Regions from separate parts of the Mus musculus genome. Here region 2 is linked to region 1. The links are chromatin loops, found by intact Hi-C in ENCODE. Cell type or tissue: heart. All regions are shown on one strand. Each heading gives the region's core, and the rest is flanking DNA. Links, peaks and the distances in the headings are about the cores only.

Evidence for each region. Peaks named below come from ENCODE experiments on the same cell type or tissue, not always from the same donor. Only the 100,000 strongest peaks of a DNase experiment are listed, where the experiment ranks them.
Region 2: it touches region 1 in a loop (1.8-fold over the local background); 2 of 42 quality-filtered maps call a loop at or near these places.

Annotation. Positions count from the first base shown.
Region 1 is chr12:30,020,839-30,029,053 of GRCm38, forward strand. No RefSeq gene overlaps it. Among named protein-coding and RNA genes, the nearest start is that of Gm15691, 35 kb to the right of the region's middle. In heart, for the core only: no CTCF peak of the experiment used is centred there; a DNase peak (open chromatin) is centred at 3,783.
Region 2 is chr12:29,698,823-29,707,037 of GRCm38, forward strand. The region is part of intron 3 of Myt1l (myelin transcription factor 1-like); the gene reads left to right. Among named protein-coding and RNA genes, the nearest start is that of C630031E19Rik, 16 kb to the left of the region's middle. In heart, for the core only: no CTCF peak of the experiment used is centred there; DNase peaks (open chromatin) are centred at 3,339 and 3,969; H3K27ac peaks cover 851 bases.

The DNA of each region.
Region 1 (8,215 bases), core at 1,580-5,579:
TCCTCTCTTCTATACAACATGTCTAAAGAACTGAAGTTTGGATAAGTTCCATCTCAGAGCTCAGACTGTAAAATCCACCAGAGTTTCAATTTCTTTGTCTATAATTATCTAACTTGTAAGATAAATTATCTAACTTCGTTAGATAAAGCTAGTGGGAAAGAAAGAAGTATGGGTATGTTCACTGCCAGGAATGGCTTCTTGAATAGTCGTACAGTGTTCTGCATGCGGAGTACAACCTGGCCTGCCAACAGGGATAGAACTTGGCCTGTGTGCTCTTTGGGATTCTGAGGGTCAAATGGTGCTCTCTGTAATATCAGTTGGAAATCTAGCCCTTTAGATAAAAACTAAACACAGACTGAATGTAGCCTAGATGTGCGCTGGACAGATTACCAATCTGGGTTAAATATAAGCTAACCAGCCTATGTGCAGACTGAATATAGACTAGATACATACTAGAGAAAATGCTGAAAGTGGACTAGATGCAGACCTGACTAGTTACCCCTTCAACTTCATGGGATGAAGATGGAGAAAGGCCAGCTGTGGAAGCAAACTATGAGGCAAGGGGCAGGACCTCCCAGGAGTTTACCTTGGAAGTCGGAGAACTTCCCAGTAGTGAGAAGCAGCAGGGAGGGCTGTGGTAGCCATAGGAGTGATTGGGTGATCAAGTGATTGGATGATCGGGTGATTGCTCCATCCCAGGAGAGGGGAGGGAACACCAAAGCCTCAGGGGAGGCAGCAGGTTGACAGGGTAAGGTTTCCCTAAAGCAAGAGTTGACTGCTCTGGGTGTCTGGTGGTCATCTCAGAAGGCTAGCAGTGGGGGTGAAATGTGATGTTGCCCTCAGCGACCGCCTCATGTCACAGTAAAAGCTATTTCCTCCCATCAACAATCAGAGGCCCCCTTTCACCTCCCTTGCCACGGATGGGAAAAAGTCTGAGTCAAGGAGAGCAGTTAGAATAACATGGCAGTGTCTGGGGAGACCCAGGCGAAGGATGGAGAGAAGTACTATGTGTCTCACTAAGGAGCAGGAATGGGAGTGGACACACGAAGAAGCTGGACAGCTAAGCCACTGGGATAGGTAAACAGCCCCTTCCAGATGCTGTAAAGACCCTGTAACGAGCCTGCCATTGCAAGTCCTCCAGATGCCCCGTGTTTATTTGCTGGGAAATTGCACCATTGTGATACACAGTGACTGGTAGGTGAATGCACACTTCAGACATGTGGCCTTCAGGCTGCAACTGTGCTTGGAAGCTGGGTTGCAGCCTGAAGGCCACAGGTTGCTCCTGTGGCCGTTCCTGCCTTCTCTCAATGCCAGAGTGAAACCATACCTTAGAAACTCCTTCCTTTGTTGCCCGAAAACTCTTACTGTTAATTATCTGACAACTTCAAGAACACGTCCTTCCATTATTGCTATAAAATGCACAAGTCTATGTAGGGTTCCTTTTGGGGTACACTGCCTCAAAAAGGGCTGCAGATAACGACCATCTGTCACCCTGTTGCTTTTTATTAGTACAGAGTTCAGAATAGGCCATATTGATGCTAACTGATGTCAGTTGCAAAGGTGCACATACACAAAATGTTTGGTGCCTACCATTCTAAACTATTAAGACAAGGGACAGAGTTGTCATCAGTGTTCTCCAGCGTAGGGAGCTGGGAATGCCTCAGCAGCTCCAAGTGTCTGTGTGTCCAGATGGATCCCAGAGCATCAAGAAATCCTGAGAAGACACCAAGAGCAGGTGAGAAATCAAGATGTCCTAGCCAGGCGAGATGCAGGGTATTTGGAGTAAGGCTAATAGTCTTCAGAGCTGTCTTCCATACCTCCCCCAGCCCCTACAACTGAGATGCTTCCTCAAGTACATTGACTTACAGATTCAAGCTGTAACTCTGGAGTGGTCAGTCCTACAGGCTCTGTCCTCAGAAAGCGGGGAGGGAGAAACAACCACCTGGCCATGGCTTTTGCCTCTGAAGCAGGAGACCTTGGTGTGGACCTAGAACATCCCAAGGTCCACTCACCGGGTCCAGGAACAACACTGGGGCCTTTGAAGTCATCATCCAGAGACATGTCCTTCCCCTGTGACATGGCACGTCTTTGTTTCTGAGTTGCAGAGCAGCAGTGTGGGATGCTGTCATAGTGAGTGGAAGACTTGGAACCCAAGTTGGGGTCTACACAATGGAAGTTCAGCTTCCTGGAAGTGATCATTGCACTGAGACAACAGCCTTGCGATCCTTTTGATAGGAACAAGAAAACACAGAAAGGGCAGAGGTGGTGTGCTTGGACCAACATAGAAAGAGACACATAACCACGTGCTTCTCAGAGGATCTTGGGAGAGAAGTGCTGGGGTTGTATTGCTGGATTCTGGGGGCACATAGGTCCTCAGGGTGATTCATAGATATCACCTCACCACAGATTTGTGTGTAGTACATATGACTGTAACATTTTAGGATAAAAATATGGCTTAAGAAAAATTTGTGGGTGAGGTGTGGTAGTGTGCATTCTTAATCCCAGCACTGGGATAGAAGAAAAAGTAAGATCTCTGTGAGTTCAAGACCAACCTGGTCTACATAGTAAGTTCCAGGACAGCCAAGGCTATATAGAAAAACTCTGTCTCAAAAAAAAAAAAAAAAAGTAAAATTGCTTTTGAGATCACATAAGAAACAAAAAGGACACACTACAGAATGGATAAAAATGTTTATAAATCACATTCAATGGGAGACTTCAACTAGAACAAAAACTCCCTCCTTCCTTCCTTTCTCCTCTCCTTCCCTCCTTGTTTCTGTTTCTTAATCTGAAGCAAGGCAACACTAATCGCAGCTGAAAGGCATGGTAAAATCCTTGGCTGAAATCCTTGGCACACTGTGTCAAAGTTCAAATTCCATTCCACCACTGTCAGCCGTAATTGGGGCATACAAGGGCTTTGCTTTATTTTGTTTACAATTCCCTTAAGTGTAATTAAAATATACTTTTATACTTCGTAAGTTTCAGAAAATGTTTTCTCTTATTAAAAGAATTGTCTGAGGTCAATAATATTATCAGAGGTCTATGACCTTTGTTATAAGATGGGCATAAAAATTGACGTTTAAAAGTGTACAGAATGGAGAAAAAACATGAGACTTGAAAAACTACAGGCAACTAAGGAATGCTTAGAGTTGGAAAATAGTCTTCCCTACAGAAGAGCATACCAACTGGTTATTCAACATGAAATGGTCAGCACTGAAAACCATACATGAAAATGGCATTCTACAGACTGACAGGTTGTAATTAGAAATATCTATGTATTCATATATATTCATATATGCATGTAACAATAATCAATAAAAAAGAGACCATGAATTTGAAAGAGCACAATATGGGAAGGTTTGAAAGGAGGAAAAATTAGGGAGAAAGTATGTAATTATAATCTCAAAAATCAAAGAGAATATACTGAAGACAAATTTCTTTTAAAACAATCATTTGAGGTACAGAGCCAAACTTTCTTTGGGCAAATTGCATTTGGAATGAGCTACTGGGTGATTAATAGTCAATGTCCCTGGGTACGAGGGTCTCAGTCCCCAGCCCAGTCTCTGTGAGCTAGAAAGGAATGGTCTGTGCCTGCAGAAGGCTACCTCAGTCATAGAGCCTAGACTGCTATCCTTAGGCCAGCTCGGTTGAGCTGTTCCAGCCACAGTTGCTTTTGAAACACAGCCTCCTTTATTCTTCACTTTGGCATTTCCAGGAATCTCTTGGGGATCACTGTCTGCTCCCTTGTGTAGGTCTTGTACAACCAGTGCAGCTATTGGGGTGAGTCACTGTTGCTCTTCATCACTCTCCTTTCTCACAACATAACATGTGATTTTTATTTACTCTAGGCTGTGTTTTCAGCCAGAGCTCAAAACAGTCCTGGTCTCCTTGGGTTTCATTGTCCTCAGCTGTGAGGTGGAGAGGCTGTGGAAGCTGGAAGCCTTTTCCTCTCACAGGATAGGGAGGACTAGATTAAAAATATGAAAGTCCCGTGCTAATTAAAATACCCAGTGCCCTTACGTCATCCTTTAGACTGTAGTTCTGAAAACAAGCTGCAGAAAAACATATTAGATATTCAAATGATTAGATGGTTCCCTAGAACTCCTCCAGAGAACAACACATTTTAAAGTGGTAAGACAAAGGAGTATAACCAAGAATTCTCCACTCAGCAGAAAGGTCCACCAGGATGATGGTAAAGCAAGAGGACAGCATGGTAACTTGGTCGTTACCGGAATGGGCACAACCACAATGTGGATGATCATTCTGAGCGCATGAAGAGACTGCTGGTGGAGACTCTGTCCTTCAGGGTTGTAGAAATCAAAGTAGAATGATATGTATTTCGGCAAGTATCCAACACTGCTTTTCTCCTCCCAGGGACCTCTATTTGTGTTGAATATGGAAAGTAATCCATCCCCACTGTCCAGTGGCAAAGCTTCTTTGTGAATCCAGAATAGAACCCTATTGCTTCAAAGCAGACCCAGAGAGGTTGCATATCCTATAGTAAGCACTAGAGTAGCTGTTGAAAAGTAACTCCCCCAGTTATAAAAATGCTAACACACGTCTTGTAATGAAATAATAAGAGTAGCTAAGTAATGAGCTGTTAGATGGTGAGTGTTCAACCTGCCTGGATATGAGGGTCTCAGTCTCAATTTCAATCTCTCTAAGCTAGGAAGGAGCAGTATGTACATTCACAGAAAGTTCCTTTGGTCACCCTTGGTCATAAGAGACGGGGGAAGAGGAACCAATAAATTCATAAAATGGCCTTTTTCAATCCAGCTAAATTGGTGGTGGTTCTATTATATGTTAATGATCTAGATTCACCAATTAATAGATGTGACCAACAGAATAGTAGCTTAGTGAATGGAAAAGGAGGAGCTTTCAACTATGTCCCATTCCACAGAGCCACACTTTCAAGGTCCACTGGGGGAGATTGTGGAAGGATAAGCAATGACGTGAGGTAAACACTGAGGATAGACAACTAGAGTGTTTGTTTTTGTGCCAGGTAAAATAGATTTTATGGCAATAATATTGCCAGGGACAAAAAGAGACATTCCATAATGGCAGCAAGGTCGTCAGGAAGTCATTGTCGTTAACAGTGTACAATCACCACCAAGTAGTATAGAAATAGGCAGAGTTGAATATAAAAGTAGGGTTTTTCACAGAGCAGGGGATTTTAACACTCCCCACCTGACATCATTGATAGAATATATAAAAAAGAGAGAGAAGAAAAGAAAGGAAGGAAGGAAAAGAAAACAGTTGCCACCGAACACTAGCAATTTCCGTGATTATAGATTCTAGAGTATAGAGCTCCGCTCCTAACAGTTATTCAGAGTGCATTGCCTTTGAGGGCACATGGGCACTTGGCAAGGGTTGGTGTGTCATCCAGTGGGGGAGGGGAAGAACCAATGGGAGGATGCGAGGCGAGCAGGTGTGTTTGTAATTCCTCCTGAGGGCTGAGGAGAGTGGGATGAGCTCTCTTCTCCAGAGAGGGATCAGCTGAGATGGAGCCACACCATTCATTAAGCAGAGAAGTTTTGCTTTGCCCTTCTCTGAGCATGGTCAGATTGGCCACTGCACGTCAGCCTGCTGTCTTCTCTCATTGTTAAGGATGTAAAGCTCTGGCGCTATAGCCTATGGATGAGAAGGGCCATGAAATCAAATCTCTCCAAGACCAGAGACAGGTAAGGGACATGGTTGCTTTTCCCGCTCTCTAGGAAGATGTGTAAGGACACAGACTCCTGAGTGTTCCCTTTCGGGGTTATGATACACCTTCGGCATGAAAGCTCTCTCATGTGGAGAAGGAACGAATCTGGATATTTGACTATTTCTCCTGGAGATGGCTTCAAATCAGCCCCCGAGTGTCTGACAGACTCAGGCTGGCATTTGAAATCAGAGCTCCTCAAGCCTGAGTGTGCTTAGAAGTCATCTGTAGATCTTTAAAAAGTGCACTTTATCCAAGTGTCTGATTGTCTGTACACTGAAGAGAGGGGGGATAGGTGAATGGTTAGAGTAAATACTCACTGGGCTTCAAATGCCTCCTAAAAAACTTGCTTAGTGCTTCATTTCAACATTTATCTACAACTAGAACAGCCCCTCAGCAAGGAATCTGGCCTTAGAGATCTTAGAACCTGTGCTCAAGTTCACTAGGCTTAGCGAGGACACAGACACTCTGCGCAGCTTCAGTGTTAGGTATGGAGGAGACTTTTGGGCTACAATCTCCACTAGCAATTTCCTGGGACCCCTCAATTCTTGTCTACCAGGCTGGCTGGAGTCTAGCCATATCTTACTGCTAATGGCTTTGAATGGACCTGTTCAAGAGAGTCTCCTGTGCATGTCTAGGACTCTGATTCAGAACATCATGGTAGCATGGATTTCTTGTGATGGGAGCACTTGAACTTGACATTGGCACATGAAAAACCCAGAGCTTTCCCCGAAGAGCTGGTTTGTTGAAGAGTTATGAACGTTGTCTCGCTACATGTAGGACCTTCCTAGCTGGGGGACTTTGGCTTGTCCAAATGGCTCCCATTCCAAGTTTACTCAAAATCCATGTTAGATAAATGATACATGGTTCGTTCCTTGCATGTTCATGTGCTGGTAGCTTAGTTACACACACACACACACACACACACACACACAAAGAGGTAGTAGGAACTTTGAGACGGTCCATGTGAAAAATGAAAAGAGAATGGACCAGTATCTTCATTAATGGACTTGTATGTTTCATGGTTTGTTTGATGAGATCATGTTTCACTCTTAAAGTTTAGGGTAGCTTGGAACTATTATGTAGCCCAGGCTGGCATTGAAGTTGCTCACTTGGGTTAAGATTCCTTCTGAAGAGTGAATGAATGAACGAGTGAATGAATGAATGAATGAATGACAACATATTCAGTGCAGTGCCAGCAGGTACAGGAGCCACAGAGGCTGGTACAGGGCCATCTTTGGCCAAATTCTACACGTTAGATTTGGGTGACTATTTATTTAGTAGTCCTCAGGCATATGAATACCAGATGTAGAAAGTCTTTGCAGCAAATCTAGGGCACCTGGCTTCTCTGTAGCCTGGACCATAGCCCAGGTCATGACCTCTGCAGAGAACCCTGGTGTCCCTAGCACAGCAGCTAGTGATCGACTACACTAAAATGTGGACAGACTCTACTGGAGTTTGCTGTGAGAGGTTCATTCTCTTCCTTAAGATCTGGTTCTAATTTTGAAAATAATCTTTTGTTTACATTTTTTTGTATCAACAACAGTGTTGCCCTCAGGAAGAACCTTGAGATGGAAGTGAGCTCATTGTGAGGAAACTTGGAAGGACAACCCCAGCGGAGACTCTGGGGCTGGCAAGGAGAGTGGGGCACTTGAGGCTGCACAGCCACATGGCCTCCAGTGGCACCAAAGCCCTGTTGTGGATGCCACACTTGTGTCTTAGCTGTTCTGTGACACTCATGTGCAGCTCAGCATCTCTGAATCTGATTGTATCTGCAAAATGATGAACATCAGCCCTAGGCCAAGGGCCATTTTCAGGATTTAGTGAATAGACATTTGGCACAGAGCCTGTAAGGCATTGCTCTGCCACTGATATTTTACCATGTGCACACTTTTCTGTCTGTCTTGTACATTACTGTAGCATGTTACTGACTTTGCCTAATAACCTCAGGAAAGAAAATGGCCTTAAGCAAGACCCTAGATTTTGTGCATGTGTGTGTATGTGTTCATGTGTACATGGGTGTACATGTAAGAAGTGTGTGTGTGTGTGTGTGCTCACATGCGAACACATGCCTTTCCCCTTAAGACTCTTAGGCAGGGTTAGGAGGACCTGGCCCTCCCCATACACTTGGCTAAAGGTCAGGCATTATTACAAATCACTGAAAACAATTGTTTACTGGGGAAGAAAGTCCTGACAATCATCCCTCAGTATTTTCTTCTTATATGACAGAGCAATTTGGCTACTTGATTAGCACTGTTAGATGACCTATGCACCCCTTCCCCCATGGCTGCTCCCGGGAGTGAAACTCAACAGTGACCTCAGGTGTGTCAGGACCAATTGCTGTCTTTACAAAGTTCCCAGGTCTGAGGCTGTGAAGGAAATTGCAGGACCACTCCAGCTCGAGGTAGCAAGAGCAGGTTCAGCCCCATTATTTCCAGGTGCCAGGAGAGCAATCGACCATACAGCCACTTCTTGGTAGTTCTTCACACTGTCAGTTGGCTGCTTTCAACATTCCTG
Region 2 (8,215 bases), core at 1,514-5,513, 320 kb before region 1:
TTAGGCAGATGAGCAATTAGCAAAGAAAAAGACTTTTCATAATAAATCCCAGCACACTATCTAATCCTAAACCATGCAGACATCTAATCAATAAAAATTTAACTTCCAAAGAAAATAAAATATGCATTTCCTTGATGGCCTTCCAGTTTGAGAGTAAACTATAAATCTTCCAGCACTAAGGTGTCATTCAAGCGTGTATTGGGCACCAACTACACCCGTGGCTCCTTGCCAAAAATGTATACATTTCATTTAAGGGGAGGCCTTTATACAGCAGGCACAAAAACAAGGAAATGCATTTGCATAGCGGTGAAAGTGCTCAGCTGAAGGGATTCGAGAAAGAAAATGACAGCCGCTATGGGGGATAAGGAAGGCTTCTGAGATAATGTGAGCCAAGAAAGGGCATGCCAGCAGGATGACGAACGTGTGCTTAATTTGCTCAGCAATCAAGAACCACTGAAGTGTTCGGAATGGGAGAAACTAATCATAGATCCTGCCTTTCAAGAAGGTGGTGGCTGGCGATCCTTGCACAGGAGGCGCAGCAGTAATAGCTGCCACCCCAGGATTTACGGACCAGATTACACGAAGGGCTCTAAATGCATTGTCTCCGTTAATCTTTAAAACACCCCTATCAATGAATAGATGGAAGGAAGGATGGACGAGTGGATGAATGGATGGATTTATCGCCTAGCAGAGCTCACAGCTATTGTAGTATTAAAATTTCATTCCGCATATGTTAAAAATGGGTCTTAGAGAGCTTAGACAGCCAGCATGTGGCCACGGAAAATACCACACATGAGAGGAGTGACTGATCCTTGACACTGAAGACAGCATGCCAGGCACTTGGTAATCGCACACTGCGCACACGGGTAGTCCTTGCCAGTGGGTGAAAGGATAATTACTACAAATGTGTGAGTCCTAAAAACACCTTTAATATGGAATTCACTTGCTCTCAAAGCCTACCCAGAAACCCAGAAACACATATACAAAATGTATGTATAAAATATCAAATGAATCCTATTGATACTTTTCTTAGATTGCAATGATTGTATGTTAAGTTCCTTTGAAGGTCCATGGATAAATCTTGCTGGGGTTAGCAAGCTGGAGGAATCCTTGCCCCTATCAGGTATAGAAAGCTACTGTGTACTCGGGGCAAGCACTCTCTGATATGTGAGGGGGTGAATTCTGGATGTTGACTTCCACAGAGCCAGTGCCCTCTTACATTTCTCATTCCCTTGTTAGACATTAAATATGGCAAGCAAACAGATAAATTAGGTCAACCTTTAATGGATCTATATGTCCGAGGAGAGGTAGGAGGGCATAGAGTATGTCCACAACACCTGGCATGAGGTGTCAACCTGGACCTCATTGAAGAGACTATTGTGTATAGATGGGCTTGGAGTGCAATATCAACTTCCAGGAGTGGCGAGGGACGATAGCAGGAGACTGGATGTGAGGCTGGGATGAGGTAAGGGTGTGGCAAGACTGAGGTGGGGTGAGGTAAGGTAGGGTTAGGTAGGGTTAGGTGAGGTAGGGGGATATGATGAAGGTGAGGTGGGCTGAGGGGAGAGTGAGGTAAGATAAGTGAGAAGAGAAGAGGTGAGGGTGAGGTGAGGGTGAGGTGAGGTGAGGTGAGTGAGGTGAGATAATCGAGGAGAGATGAGGAGGTGAGTGAGGGGAAAGAGGTAACGTGACATTGAGGTAGGAATGAGGTGGGGTGAGATAAGGTAAGATTAGGTAGGGTGAAGAAGGGTGAAGGTCAGGCGGAGTGAGTGAAGAGAGGTGAGGTGAATGAGGAGAGAGTGAGGAGAGGGTGAGGTGAGGGTGAGGTGAGGGTTGGGGTCATGTGAGTGTGAGAATGAGAATAAAGACGAAGGAGAAGATGGGGTGAGGATAAAGATGAGGATGAGGTGAGGGTGACAGTGAAGGTAAGGGGGAGATGAGGGTAAAGATGAAGGTGAGTTAAGGGTGAAGTGAGGTAAGGTAGGGTGAAGATGAGCATGAGGGGTGTGCTAAGGGTGAGCTGAGATGGAGCTGAAGATGCAGGTGATATGTGCTGAGGTGACCATGGGGGTAAGGGGAAAGATGAGAATGAGGGGAGGAAGTGTGAGGGGAGCTATGAGCTGAGGTGATCTTGGGAAAGGGACGAGGGTGGGGTGAGGTGAGATGAGGTGGGGTGGGGTGGGGTGAGGTGAGGTGAGGTGAGGTGAGGTGAGGTGAGGTGAGGTGAGGAGAAGTGAGGTGAGGTGAGGTGAGGTGAGGTGGGGTGGGGTGGGGTGAGGTGAGGTGAGGTGAGGTGAGCTGAGGTGAGGTGAATTAAAGTGAGGTGAGAAAGGAATAGCTCCCATTTCCCTCCCAGCTCCCAGTCCTCACATTTTATCTCCTGGAGCATAAGCATGTGTTTCTTCTCCTGGGTAGCAGAGGGCCCAGCCCTGCTTGGCTATGACACCCAGATCTTTCACAGATGCATCTCATCACCATCAACTCGGTCCCAGACTTTCTTAAACTCTAAACCTTCTTCCCTTGCACCACGGCTCTCAGTTCTGCAGAGACCAGGAACTGGACAGAGATAGCAGCTATACTGCCTCCATTGTGTTATGGCACTTCCATCGTTTAAGGGAAACAGTCGGTCTGGATGAGCAGGTGGCAGTTTAGCCACCTTGCCTCAACAGCAAATGACAAACAGGATCTGAGACTGGTTGTGAATAAGTCTTTGTGCCATGTAACAGGCAAGGGCTGCAAATGTGAGCACAGGGAATTTTCTGTGAAAACCCTGTTTTTTTCTGGGTACTTTTTCCTGAGATTCCATGGTAAGCCTTACCAAGCTTTCAGGGTTTAGGGAATGGTTTTCCAATGTTCGGTCTTCCAGACTTCCTTTTATGCTTTTCAAACTGAATAAAAACAAAGAGGCCAAAAAGGGAAGCTGCCCTTCCTCTGAAGGGCTATATCTAGATCTTTCATCTTGCTGAAAATCCCGAGATGGTCTGCTGAGAAGCAGGACTGAATCTGCTTCTGCAGGAAGGTCAACACTGGATGGGCAAAACCGCACCTGCTCCTGTGATTTAGTAACTTCCACTAGCGAGTGGCCGCTGGGGCTAAAGAAATCCTGTCGCTGTCACAGTGAGAGTGAACAAAGGAGCTAGCCTGCCTACCTTTGGGGGGAGGGGGATGGAAGCCACTGGGTCTTGTCTGTGCAGTCTTAGCTTTGTTTCCAGGTCACCAGTGCTTTTATTGTTTAGCCTACTGGTGCTATGAGGAGTTCTGAGGTCCCTGCTGGGCTGGGCTTGCTGTGGGAGTATCCAGACCTCTCAGCCGTCAGCAGGCTGCCTGGCTCCCAGGAGGTCACTTCAGGCCTGGCCATCTAACTTTAACAGCTGTTGGCATCTCCTCATGTCCTCACAGGCACTGATAGAAGCAAAAACATTGCAAATCCTGCTCCCTCTGTGGCTTGGCATGGCCACATGTCCCCAACTGCAGCAGACAAGAGGATAAATCCTGGTTTTTGCAAAGGCTACCATGCATAAGCTGATAGTCAAAGGATCTTCCAGTTCTTCCCAGGGTGTCCTAGGATCCCAGCCTTTGCTCTCTGGGTACCAGAAGCAATTTTCTTTTCTCCACATTTGTGACATCATGTGTTTCCACACATCACTAGACAGTCACTGAGAGAGAAACTACCTACTGTGTAGAATGAGGTGAGACTGGTGGCTCCGAATAATCCACTGCAACCATTCATTTGAACTCTGCCTAGGTTGTCTGTGTGACCCTCAGAAACAATACCATGTAACCTAACTCCTGAGTTGCACAAAGCTATTTCCTTTTTGTTCATATTATTTGAAAAGCATAAAATATTTGTACTGGTAAAAAGGTAATTTTGTCTCTTAAAGGCCACAGGAAAATGAGGCCTGTATGTCCCTTTGTCCAGTGTTTAGTTTTTGGCAGCCTGCCCAGGATTCAGCTCCTTCCCATCTCTGTGAGGAGAGACTGAGATCAGCCTAGGAGCTAGGCACAGATGGGAGTGTTCACGGAGCACTCTCCGGCTGCGAGCACATATCCTGCAGAGTGCAGAAGTCTCTTTGGGAGCCACACGCAAGTGTAACATGGGGATATGTTTAAATAGAAGAGCTTCAAAACCAGTTTTGTCTAGCCATATGTGAAGGACTGTGCACAAAGGAGCTATTTCTGGTGCTCTGGGCTCAGCAACCCATAGTGAACCCCGTAGTAAGCTCAGAGCATCTCATGACCAATGGCCTTTCTCCCGAGAGTGAATCCCACAGGAACAGCAAGAGGGATGGTATGGGAACAGGGACAGGGGGTGGAGAAACAGGAGTCAGTGAGGGAGGCCTCTGAGTGCACGGCACTGGAAGTGTCATCAGGAGGACCTCACCAGCTGACATCCATATCCAGGGAAGGGAAGGAAAAAAGAGGGAAGTAAGCCAGGGCATGATGGAGTATCCCCAGCACAGACAACCAGCCAGAAGCATGGAATCCCTTTGGAGAAAAGTGTTTGCTGCCCATCCCTCTAGCCTGGAGGGGATGCAGAGCCTGTATGCTCAGTGACAGGGGCTGAAACTCCCGGTTCAGATTCCCTGGCTCAGTGCTGTTGGGGAAGCCAATCTTTGCACCTAGTGTCCCCAGCACTACTTCCTGTTTGTGGAACAACAGGAGAGCCTTGGGGGAAGCCTGTGTGCTGTGGAGGGCACCTTCCCTTTGGTAGAAATTGTGTTTCGTGCATCTGACAGACCAAACAGCCAGCTGTCTGTCATCTCATGACTCAGCGTGATTCCTAACACTTCATAAAAGGAGCAGATGTGTTTCGCTGGCATTTCATGGGGGGGGGGGGAAGCTACGATGACACTTCCAGGTACAACCCCACCTGTGTTTGTAGAGTGGTGCAATGTTTTCTTGGCTTTTGATCAAGAAACAGCACAGACGCTGTGGCCACCCACCCATTGTGAAGCTCACATTCTGACTCCCATGCCGTTTAAGTACAGGATACTGTGGCCTCCCTCACAGGGCTGCGGTGACCACTGTACTAACAGAAAGAGGAGGCACAGTGTTATTAATAGTTTAGAATCTAGTGCCACTTTGCTCCCAGCAGCTCGGCCCTTTAACTGTGGGCTGGTCCTGCTGCTACAGTGGTCCCTCTCCTCACCTGTAATGGGGACTTTTTTTATATCCAGTACCTGCTGCAAGGGGAGGGCCTGCTATCCCGCTCAGGACTCCTGCCCTGGGTCCATTTACCAGTCACTTATGCTTAGACTGGAAACTCATTGACAGCATTTTCTAAAGGATACTCTCCCAGAATTGGCCTACTATGTGCAATCTCTCTCTGAGGAGCACTGTCTCATGACATTGCAGTTGTCTTTGGGGGGGGGCGGGGAGGGTTCGAGACAGGGTTTCTCTGTATAGCCCTGGCTGTCCTGGAACTCACTTTGTAGACCAGGCTGGCTTCGAACTCAGAAATCTGCCTGCCTCTGCCTCCTGAGTGCTGGGATTAAAGGGGTGTGCCACCACACCCGGCTAACATTGCAGTTGTCTTATGCCACCTTCTGTGTTGCCCAAGCTGAAGTAAGCAAGCATTCTGCACACGCAGCCTGCAGACTAGAGGCCTCTTTTATCTGTCCTCATGCTGTATATTCAGAGCAGATGGTACTCACTTGCTGTTTATGCCACAGCCAGTGATCTCTGTTCCCCCATGCTATAGAAGGAATGAAAGCTCAGAGAGGTTGAGTAACTCTGCCATGGTCACAGAGCAGCATGTTAGAGCATTGCAGTTTCCAGGGTAAGAAGCCATCAGATAGTTTTAAACTCCTGTTTAAAACTATGGTAGACACACTGTGACTTTTGTGGCCTTCCTTTTCCTCTTTTGACATGATTTATTTGTAGTACCTGGGACGAGCCTGGTAGAGATGACTATGTTCCCAGACTAAGGACTCCATTGGCTGTTACCATGACACACTGGAGCTGGCTACACCAAGCCCAGCACTGGGATCATTTTGCACATGGCTGTGAAGCTTTGAAAACTCACTCTTGCCACAGCCACACCCTGGCTTTCTGCTAATTGACAGACAGAGCCGTCAGTTTGCTAAAAGCTGTGGTAATACCCTTGGTCACCACAGGCCACTTAGAAGTTCAGTCTCGATACATGTAAGTATGCGGAGAGCTCGCACTCCACAGATATGGCTTAGCGTTCTGCTGACATTGTACTGTCTGTATATTGTCCTATACCTGTCTCTCCCAGGCTGTCGTGCTGAACACATGGAGCTGCCAAGACCCCCATCCCACCCCAGTGCCCCCAACACACACACTGTTCCCTGATCTTCAGTTTGCTTCTTTATCAAGTCAGAGGAATCTTTAAAAAAAAAATAATGAAGTTGGCTCTTTGGCGATTTCACGCATGTTTATAATGCATCCTGGTTACTCACACAATTTTCTCTTATAGCCTCCCATCTTTCTCGCCCCCTCATCTCTACCTGTCCCTTTCCCAAAACCCATGACTTTTCATTTTGGCTCATGATCCATTTAGTTTAAAACTTAGTTAAGTAACTATGAGGTTAGGACTAGCCACTGGAGCCTGATGGGGCTACAATTACCAGGGAGTAACAACTGAAAGCAATGGCTCCTCTTTCTCTGACCGTATCCATAGTCATCAGTGAGGCTCGAGCCTTCTGAGCCCTTCCCCCATCCTTTCCTGATGCTCGTGGGCCTGTTCTTAGGCAGACTCGGTGACGTCATCTCTAGTAATTGAGAGTTCATGCTCGTGTTAAGTCTGTATAGTGCTTAAAGGGTGGCATTTCTGTCTCTTACATTCTGTCTACCACTTCTTCCTAAGTAATTGTTGAGCTCTGGAATGAATGGCATAATTGTCTTGTTTAGGGATGTACACTCAGTGGTCATTTATTGTCAGGATCTTGTATAACCAAAGGTTCCCTGCAGTTCACAAAAGAAAAAAGAAAAAAAAAATGTCTTACTTGGGTTTCTATTGCTGTGATAAAGAGCATGACCAAAAGCAACCTGGGGAAGAGAGGAAATGCTTTATTTAGCTTCCATCTCTTTAGTCACAATCTGTTGAGGGAAACCAAGGCAGGAACATGGAGGCCAGGAACATGGAGGCAGGAACCAAAGCAGAAGCCATGGAGGATGACTGCTGACTGGCTTGCTCCCTATGCCTTGCTCAGTCTGCTTTCTTAAGCAACTCAGGACTAGCTGCTGAGGAATGGCACCACCTACAGTGGGTGAGGCCCTCACACAGCAATCGTTAATGAAGAAAATCTCACACAGGTTTGCCTATGTAAGCCAAATCTGATGGAGACATTTTCACAGTTGAGGTCCCCCCAACAATATTTCCACCTTGTGTTAAGTTGAAGAAGAACTAAGCAATGCAGGGTGGTGGTGACTGAGCACACAGCTCTGACTGAGACTGAGAGTAGTAATTGTCGGTGGGAACACACAGTATATATTTAGAAGAAAACTCAACACTGCGTCCATTCAACTGAATGACAGAATTAAGATTCCTTCTTAGGACCTATGACCTCACCGCCATGAGCTTTTGATGGAATTTATCATAGTGGTATAGATTTCCTCCTGGGAAGCAGGCTTCAGATCCAATCATAGAGCAGTTGATTATACCCATAAGTCTTTTATCAGCAGTCAAGACCCCAAGAAATACAATTATGCTAGCATAATCCTCCAATTATTTTTAAAAGAAACCTACACATGGGCCAACAAAACCAGTAATAATAGTGCATTCTAATTTGCAGGTTAATATGACATCTACGTGTATCTGGGACAAGCATGCCTAAGTAGGAACACGGAAGCTGGGAAACCACACCACATTCTGGGGATGACAAACCTAGTGTGACCCTAAAGGACAGGGAGGTGGGAAAATGGCAAACATCTTGTAGGTGAGGCTCAATCAATGTCTGGGGCATATGTGGAGCTGCTTGAAGGTTGGACTATCTCGGCTCCCGGAAACATTACAAACAATTGGGCCACCTGGATCATATCCAACACCTGCTAATGTTTACTGATGCTGCTCTGAGCCTATGGGGACTCTATCATGAATAAGATTGATTCTGCCAGAAATCTTGAGAAATGTAGGCCCAAAGAAGATAACGACAAAGAACCGTAACCAAGGTAAGCTGTAATAGGTAGTCTTAGAGATGTAGAAAACAGTGTTATGAAATTCTAATTCTGACAAGGAGATGGTCATGGGTGT